2 separate regions of the Homo sapiens genome follow, and region 2 is linked to region 1. A link is a loop called in an ENCODE intact Hi-C map of the cell type or tissue named here. Cell type or tissue: GM12878. All regions are shown on one strand.

Region 1 (5,000 bases):
AATAGGCTTTGGCATAGCCCTGCCTGGGGTCAGGCTGAACTGTAAAAGCATTTCTATGATTGTTGAGCTCACTCAGTAGACTGAGTGTGAAGGGCTCTAGATCCCAAGACGGTCCAGAGAAGTCGTCGTGCATATGTAGGCAGCTCACACACCTCTGACTTCATGCAGCGATAATTAGCTCCTAAACTCAGTTTCAATTTGTTCACGCAACTCTTACCACTCCCAACCTCCACTCATCAAAGATCTGGGCTGGGTGTACTCAGTGGTGTTAATTTGGTGTCATTTATGTTCAGACATTAAGCAACGCTTATGGGATAAACTAAAATCTTGTCCCTCCCTGGGCTGTTGGCAGAGTAGCCCACACAATCAGCACATCTCATTGCCAACTGGCACCAGCTGCTGGACCCCTGCTTCTGGGTGATAAACACTGAAGAATGTGAACGTTACACCAGGAACACTTGTCATTCACTAGCTTCTGGCAGGAGCCAGTAGAATCCCTTCAAACCCCTTCCTGCATAACCCTTAAGCTACTTATCTCCTGGGCCACATCAGGTGATGTCATCAGATGTAGACGTGTATTTACAAGTTCATTACCCAAGACTTTGAAACTGTCTCCACCCCCATTCCCAAAATGAAGATGTTAACGTCCTCTTAGGAGAAAATGGAGAAGTGGCTTTCTCCAAAAGTCATTCTTACCCAGAAGACTATTGGGGGTAAACATTCAGGCCAGACCGAAGGTACTGTTGTCTTATGCTTTGATTTGGTTTGTTTTTCCTGTTTTCTGGTCAATTCCTGTGGCTCTTTTTCCTGGGGCCTGGCTTTGGAGGCAAGCCCAGGTCCATGACCTCCAGACCATGCAATCAAGCATGACTGGGATCTTCACTAAGAGGAGGCTGGAACCTGAGAGAGGTGCCTTCCATGAAGCTGGGAGAGCCCCACCAGCACTGGGCCATGGCTGTGGAGTTTGTGGAGACTGCCATCAATGAGATAATAATAATAAAGACACACTCAAATCTAAGTGGATAAAAGGCTTAGGCTGTATCCAGCTTTCTTTTAAGCACTTTACATAATTCATCTCATTTAAGGCTCCAAATAACATCATTGAAGACAAGATTGTATTCTAGACCCACACAATTTAGAGGATAGACAGAACCCAGGAACTTTCAAAATACCAGGGAAATGTCTTTTAAAGAGGCAGAGGCAGCTCCTAAAAAATATTCGATTCCCATACCTGTGAGACCTATGCAAGCACATTGGAAAAATGATATGCAATATAATACTTATTATATTGGTATTGTGGGGATTGTTGTTATAGTCATGTTATAGAAAACTAGCTCAACATAATAAAGGTTATATATAAAAAACCCACAGTTAACATCATATTCAATGGTGAAAGACTGAAATATTTTCCTGTAAGATCAGGTAGAAGAAAAGGATGCCCATTTTCACCACTTTTTCTCAACATTGTATGGGAAGACTGAGCCAGAGCAATGAATCAAGAAAAATAAATAAAAAGACATCCAAATGGCAAAATAGAAGTAAAATTATCTCTGCTCACAGATGACATGATCTTTTATGTAGAAAATCCTTTAGATCACATACATACACACAAACACACACACACACACACTCACACTTTAGTACCTTGAAGTGTTTCCAGTTCCTTCAAATAAAGTTAGGTTGTTGATGTCAGATCTTCTGTTTTAATGTGTTAACAGCTATAAATGTTTTTAAGTTAAAAATAAAAAAATGAATTCAGCAGGATAGAAAATTCAGAAAGTTGCAGGATTCAAAATTAACATGCAAAAATTAGTTCCATTTCTATACATTAACAATGAATAATCTGAAAAGGAAATTAAGAAAACAATCCCATTGACAATAGCATCAGAATAAATATTTTATTCTAAGAATAAAATACTTAGAAGCAAACATAAGGAGGTAAAAGATTTGTACACTGAAAGCTAAAAAAAAATTGCTGAAAGATATTTAAAGTATAAGTAAATGAAAGAAAAGTTCTGTGTTCATGAATTGGAAAACTTAATATTGCTAAGAAGTCAGTACTACCCAAAATGATCTACCAATTCAATAAAATCCCTGTAAAGATCCTAGTGACTTTTTGTGCACAAGTACAAAAATCTATTCTAAAATTATATGAATCTCAAAGGACCTCAAATAACCAGAGCAATCTTTAAAAAGAGGAACAAAACTGAAAGTCTTTCACTTCTTGATTTCAAAACTTACTACAAAACTGCAGTAATCAGGACCTCTACCTTTCACCATATACAGTCACCAACTCAAGATGGAGAGAAGATGTACATGTAAGACCTCAAACTAGAAGAATCCTAGAAGAAAACCTAGGAAACACCATTTTGGACATCGGCCTTGGGAAAGAATTTGTGACTAAGTCCTCAAAAGCAATTGCAACAAAAACAAAAAATGACAAGTGGGACCTAATTAAACTAAAGAACTTCTGCATAGCAAAAGAAACTGTCAACAGACAGCCTCCACAGTGGGAGGATATATTCACAAACTATGCATCTGACAAAGGTCTAGTATCTAGAATCTATAAAGAATTTAAGCAATTGAACAAGCAAAAAAAGACCCCATTAAGAGGTGGGCAAAAAACATGAACAGGCAAATTTTAAACAAAGACATATAAGCAGCCAATAAACATATGAAAAAGATGGTCATTGTCACTAATAATCAGAGAAATGGAAATCAAACCATAATGAGATACTATCTCACACCAGTCAGAATGACTTTTGTTAAAAAGTCAAAAAACACTGGGCAAGGTGGCTCACGCCTATAATCCCAACACTTTGAGATGCCAAGATGGGTGGATCACCTGAGGCCAGGAGTTAAAGAGCAGCCTGGCCAACATGGTGAAACCCTGTCTCTACTAAAAATACAAAAATTAGCCAGGGCTGGTGGCAGGCATCTGTAATCTCTCAGCCACCAGAGAGGCTGAGGCACGAGAATCATTTGAACCTGGGAGGCAGAGGCTGCAGTAAGCTGAGATTGTGCCACTGCATGCCAGCCTGGGCAACAGAGCAAAACTCTTTCTAAAAAAAAAAAAGTCAAAAAAAATATCAGATGCTGGTGAGGCTACAGAGAAAAGGGAGCACCTATACACTGTTGGTGGGGATGTCAATTAGTTCAGCCACTGTGGAAAGCAGTCTAGAGATTTCTCAAAGAACTTAAAATAGAACTGCCATTGGACCCAGCAATCCCATTACTGGGTATATACCCAAAAGAAAGCTAATTGTTCCACCAATAAGAGACACACGCACACACACACACACACACACACACACTTGTTCATTGGAGCACTATGCACAAGAGCAAAGATATAGAATCAACCTAGGTTCCAATCAACAGTGGATTGGATAAAGAAAATATGGTACATATACATCATAGAATACTACACAGCCAGTAAAAAGAATGAAATCATGTCCTTTGCAGCAATATGGATGCAGCTGGAGGCCATTATCCTAAGTAAATTAACACAGACACTGAAAACCAAATACTGCATGTTTTCATTTATAAGTGGGATGTAAATATCAGGACCTCATGGATATAAAGACAGCAACAATAGACACTGGGGACTACTAGAGAAAGGGGAGAGGTGGGTACGGGTTAAGAAAGTAACTTATGAGTGCTATTCTCAGTACCTGGGTGATGGGATCATTTACCATACCCCAAACCTCAGCATCACACAATAGAACCAGGTAAAAAATCTGTACATGTACCCCTGAATCTAAAATAAAAGTTGAAAAAACAAACTACAGTAATCAAAACATTGTACTTACATAAAGACAGACATACAGAATAATGGGATAGAATACAGAGTTCAGGTTTAAATTCTCACATATATGGTCAAATAATTTTGAATGAGGGTACCAAAACCATTCAACAAGGGTAAGGACAGTCTTTTTAACAAATGGCACTGGAAAAACACAATATTCACATGTAAAAGAACGAAGTTGAACCCCTACCTTAACTATATACAAAAATTAACTCAAAATGGATTAAAGACCTAAATGTAATTACTAAAACTATAAAACTCTTAGAAGAAAACATAGAGGAAACCTTCACATCATTGGATTTGGCAATGATTTATGGATATAGCAGTAAAAGCACAAACGACAAAAGAAAAAATCGATAAATTGGAATACTTCAAAATTTAAAAATGTTGTGCACCAAAGGACACTGTCAACAGAGTAAAAGCAATCCACAAAATGGAAGAAAATATTTGCAAATCCATATATCCAATAAGAGATTAATAGCCAGAATTTCTACAGATTTCACAACTGAAAAAAATGAAAACGAAAACAACCGGATTAAAACATTAGCAAAGGACTTGAGCAGACATTTCTCCAAAAAATATATACCAATTAACTTTATGGGATTTTTCCATCTTGGTAAGAACAGGCACTATTCACAGCTCTGAGTAAGCTTGGGGCATTGCTCAATCTAAATCTTTCAGATGCTTCTTTCCCCAGCCTTCAACAGAACCCATTAACAATTTGCTGAATATTTGAGGGGGACCCTCGGCATATCTTCAGAGCTCTCTTGCCCACTGTCTCCATGCACGTGTCTCCTCTTTGGTACTCATCCTATCAGTTCTAGTCAGTGGGTTCTCCCTGGACTCTCCACTCTGTGTCTTCAACTCAGAGTCTGCCAGGCTCCAGCTGGCTTCTCCTTCCTTGTATGTATTCTTTTTGCTTTTACAGAGAAATAAAGTGTCACATAATGCTAAGGTAAACAAAAACCCACCTTTCCAGTGCCATTTGTTAAACAGACTGTCCTTACTCTTGCCTGGAAACTCTCAAAGCAGTAACTGGGGCAATCATATGAGTTGCCTCATTTCTTCCCTGTCTCTCAGGGCTCCCTGTCCTCCATTGCCTGATGCTCCTTGTCTTGAAACTGTCATTTTATGTATTTGGTCTAGCTTTTTGGTTTTGTTTTGTTTTGTTTTGTTTTCAGGTGGGAATATAAAT
Region 2 (5,000 bases), 130 kb before region 1:
TGAGAAACGTCAACTGTGCTTCGGCTGTTGGCACACATCTCCTGTGGGATAAGTTCAGGCCTTAAATGTATGCAGGACAAGAGGCTTAAAAGTGAGCATGTGCAGAGAACAAAACCTATTTAGGCAGGAAAATAAGATAATTGGAACTATATATTTTAATGCTATTTTACAGAAGTATATTATAATATATTCTTTAAATGCATGAAATGTGAGAAATTGAACAATGAAAATATCTATCACTAATATAACTGCAAATATTTAGTGCTTGCCTTTAATTTTTTGTGAAAATTAGAGATCTGAACATTTTGTTAGCACAGTAAGTATATTTAATATACCTATTATCAAATTATAACTGATAGATCCAGTGGATGGAAAGCTATGGAAGTAAACACACCTAATATAGAAAGAAATACTACTTATGGTATAGGAGATATATATATATAATTGTTACAGTAGGTAGCTAGTCAGGCCTGAGCATGGCAGGAGAGGGCTCCTCCACCACCAGGAATGTCAGACAACCATCAGATGATGGTCAGGCAGTTGTTAACTGTCTTTCTAAAATAATTTGTTGCAGCCAGTGCCAGGGAAAGCAGTCTCCCTATCAATAGAAGAAACCTCAAACTGGGGATCAGCAGCTTCCAGATAAGATCTCAGGAGCTGGGTAAGTGGGCTCAAGCTTGTGCATTAAGATGCAAAATGACAGAGTTTAATTGGTATATGACCTTCTAGGGACATTTGACTGGCAAGGGAAGAATGCTTGAAGTGAGCATGTGTACAACTCCAGTAAACAAACTGTGCTGGTAGGCCACTGAGCATGTGGACAGCCCATCCCAAGGGAAGAATCAGGGGAGAAAGGATGCAAGACCCCAGAAGTATGCCAACACATAAAACCCCAAGTGAAAAAGTCAAACCACGCACTTGTATTTCAAGTTGGCCACTTGGCCCTCTTCCAAGTGTACTTTCCTTCCTTCTTCCCTGCTCTAAAGCTTTGTAATAAACTTTCAATCCCGCTCGAAAGCTTGCTAGTCTCTCCTTCTGCCTCTCAGCTGAATTCTTTCTTCTGAGGAGGCAAGAATGGAGGTTGCTGCAGACCCATATGGATTTGCTGCTGGTAACATCATTATCTCTGAGTTGAAGCAGCATGATTTTTACTTTCTTCTCTTTCTTATATTTTCTACATGCATTTATTTTATAAGTTAAAGGCTCCACTCCTTCATTAAAAAAAGGTAAAATTATTTTTTGATAATTGAAAATTAGTCAGTTCAAAGTAATGTGGCTGGTAATACACATCGCATTTTTGCAGTCTCTTGCAAAACAGAAGCTATTCTGACTCCCTTGTAGCTCACTAATTTTCAAGAATTTAATAAAAATCTGCTGCCTGAAAGAGCCGCTCCTGTCATCTTGAGAAGGCTGGGGTCTTTGCACCCCCTGAGTTCAGTGATTGCTTCCCCAAAAACACATTTCACAAGAGGATAGACTTTATCACATGGGTTCAGCCGGGCTGTGTCATAGAGACCCATCCCAACTCACCCCATGTTATTACCAGTGAACTACTGAGATGCTAAATCTTTGGCTTCTTGGTTTGAGTTGTGGAAGGACAGATAAACAAAAGTGCCTGCTAAGACCCAGATATCTGGAGGAATTCTGTGGATGCCCTAGAGCAAGGTTGACGTGCCGTGTCTGTCAAGGGCAAGAGAGTAAACATTTCAGCTGCAGGCCTTTCAGCCTCTGTCATAACCACTGAACTCTGCCTTTGTTGTGTGAAAGCAGCAAGCCTGGTGGAGCCCCACAAAATCGGTTATCTACTGCCAGTAGCAAACCTCCCCAAAACTTAGTGATGAGAGCAATGAATATTGAAACCCTGGTTATCTGACCAAGTCAGTATTGGACAAATTTGCACAGAGATCTTTTGGTGATTTGCAGAAGCTGGTGCAGGCAGACTTCTTATTTTCATCAATATCTAGCTCCATCAGGACTGAAAACTGCAGACTAGCTACTCTAGACTTCTGGTGGCTGAGAACAAGCCTGCAGGATGGCTTGACAGCTCTGGGTAAACTGTCTGAGAACATCTTCAGCTTGGGCAGAACAGCCTTCCAGGAATGAAGATGTCACAGAGAGCAGGGTGCTGGAGAGGGCTTTACTCTGAAGTAGGGGCGGCCAATATTTGATCCCATCATTCAGAAATCCCTCTTCTACCCACAGGCCTGGCAGTGACTGAGGCTCCATCTAGCTCTGGGAGAAGAGGAAGGGAGTGGCTTCCCACTGGGGGTGCCTCAGACCTCGCTTACCTCCACCCATAGCTGGTCCACCCACCATGGGTGCTCAAAAGTAGAAGGAAGGATGGGGAAACATTCAGTCCACGTCCAAATCATCGAGAAGACTTTTCAGATTGGGAATAATTCCGAAGCCAGATCCCAGCAAGGCACTGCCAAAAAATGGCTCTCTGGGGTTTATTTTCCTTTGGAAAGGACTTTTGGGACATACGGCAAGAGGGAGCTTTCTGGGTCCCTTAAAGGGCCCTGCAGGAAAGAAGGGCAGTGGGACGCATTGTCTGTTCTCCATAGACAATAGGGCAGACTGCTTCCTCCTTGGGACTGGTAGTTACGTTTATGTTTCTGACAACCAGCTGGCCACTGAAGAAGCGTGGAGCCAACAGCTGCAAGGGATAATTTTGGCAGCATCACCCACGGTGCAAATTTAAAACTCCAGCTGGTTCTACTGCAAGCAGAATAAACACAAACAGCTGATAATAAGTAAATTCAGAACTTGAAATATGCCAGAGACACTTTATAGCCCTCTGTTTTCTCCTAGTGTGCACTCTTTGTGCTCTCATCCTGTGGTCTTGAGCGTGAACATCATTTTCATATTTTATCTTGCTATCTAAAAGTTTTATTTATTTGGGAAATAAGTAGGCTCTGAATCTGGGGGGAAAATAGTTGTCAAGAACCAAATATTTGGCTTCCTGTTTCCCAGAAAGTGTTTGCTGCTGTTTCCATTTCTGGCCCAACATTTTTCCAGAGTTGAAAATGTCATTTAAATGAGTCAGTCCCCGGGGCTCAGAAGCAATGATAAAGATGTGGACATGGCCCCAGAACGTTGGAGCACTGCTGCCTCTGGTGGACTGAAGGGCAGCTGGCATTAAAAACAGGATGTTCCTGCTGTGATACAGGCAGAGGAAGAAGAAGGGTATGCAAACCAAGGCAGTCCCCTGCAGCCTTGCCCCTCAGTGTGTGGTCCCAGACCAGCAGCATCACTGCACCTGGTAGCTTGTTAGAAATGCACAACCTCTGACCCCACCCCGACCTCCTGCATCAGAATCTGCCTGTTGACAAGGTCTTGGGGAAAAGGGTATTGGGGAATTTGCTGCACACACACTCCGCTGGGCAACCCAACGGCCTCAATGAGACCAGCCTGCACAGGATTCTACCTGCCTTCCCCTACCTTCCACCACAGTTTCAATGATCCTCTTAGGAGTATGAAAAAGGAGTGGCCAAGATTGTCAGCATCAGCTTTTATCTTCTCTCTGTGAACACATATATCACTTACCAACTTGTCAGAAAGGCAGATTCCTGGGCCCTAATTCAAACTTCCTGAATCAGAAACTCTGGGGATTGGGCCCAGCCCTGTGGGTTTTAGCAAGCTCTCCAGGGCATTCTGATGCACAGGTTTGAGAAACAACTGGCTCATTGTATGTGAGGCATGAATGAAGTGGCCTCCCAGGCTCTGCTCACATCCTCACTACCCTCATCTCTTCCTCCTGGGCTTTCCACCTTGGGTCCTGGCTCTACCAACTCTTCCTTGGATCCTGAATCTACAGTTTCTACCTGCATGGGCACAAGTATCACAAACCTTATCCTGATGGGATAGTGGAACTCCACCTTCAAGCCAAGATAAATGTAATTTGTAAAATTTTTGCACAGACAGGAGGTGCAGAGGACATTGTTATCATGAAGCTGAAAGTCATGCAATAGGATGGAAAGGAGGAAGACTGAAGGAATCCAAGATGCTAAAAGTATTAAGAATTCATAGCCCAACCTCATACTGTTGGGCTATGAGTATGTCAACCTCATACTGTTTTCTGCAAAGAAACAGAGATAATAAGTGCTTTAGGTTTTGCAGGCCACTTGGTCTGTGCTGCTGTAACAGGAGACCAGCCGCAGACCATATATAAACGAATGGATGTGGCTGTGGTCCAATAAAACTTTGTTTACAGACTTTGAAATTTTCATAATTTTACATGCCATGAAATATTTTTCTTCTTTTGATTTTTTTCTGACCATTAAAAAAATGCAAAAAAGCCATTTTTAGCTCACGCACCATACAGAAACAGGCAGTGGGCCAGAGTGGGCCTGCAGGCCATAGTTTTCCAAACCCTGCCCTACAAACATTAATAAAGAAAAAAACTTAGAAGATGCAGGACTTGCTTATGAAAACTTCCTCTACTTCAAAAAAGATATATATAGAGAAGAAAAAAACCCAACCACTAAGAAGCATTGTATTCAAATGCAAGAGACAATGGTGGGAAAAGCCCTCTTTGTCTTGTTTCTGTCCATTGTGGATGTTTCTTGTCACTGTTGTGGAATTATGGTGAGTGAAAGAGAGGGCGTTAAGAAGGAAGAGAAGAGAAAGGAAAAGCAAAATACAGTGAGTATTTAGGAAGTTGTAGAAGGCAAAGTAAGGACTGAAATGACCACAAGCTTCATATTACAAGGAGAGAGAAAAATGTGGTTCTGTTCTTTCAGTTAAAGAGAAAAACGCTTCCACCTTACTCCCCAATAGAACCACAGATCTCAGAGTTGGCTTGGCTGAGACCAGGCCTATTGGATTCTTGGCTTCCGGTATCATGCAGCTTCTGGTAAGTCAATGTGTTTGACATTCCTCCACACTCTAGACTCCCCAGCTCCCAAGGAAGGAACACCACCTTTCATCTTCCAGGTCATTTCATTCTGCTATGAAGGTGTTTCCATCTCAAAAATTGGTAGTTCATATAAAGCGGGCAA

What was found. A loop is a pair of places that touch in the nucleus more often than their neighbours do. Peaks named below come from ENCODE experiments on the same cell type or tissue, not always from the same donor. Only the 100,000 strongest peaks of a DNase experiment are listed, where the experiment ranks them.
Region 2: it touches region 1 in a loop (2.9-fold over the local background); 19 of 110 quality-filtered maps call a loop at or near these places.

The regions. Positions count from the first base shown.
Region 1 is chr20:23,193,586-23,198,585 of GRCh38, forward strand. No RefSeq gene overlaps it. Among named protein-coding and RNA genes, the nearest start is that of LINC03125, 48 kb to the left of the region's middle. In GM12878, no CTCF peak of the experiment used is centred here; a DNase peak (open chromatin) is centred at 2,256.
Region 2 is chr20:23,059,196-23,064,195 of GRCh38, forward strand. No RefSeq gene overlaps it. Among named protein-coding and RNA genes, the nearest start is that of THBD, 12 kb to the left of the region's middle. RefSeq lists a silencer at 3,037-3,331. In GM12878, a CTCF peak has its summit at 3,106; no DNase peak of the experiment used is centred here.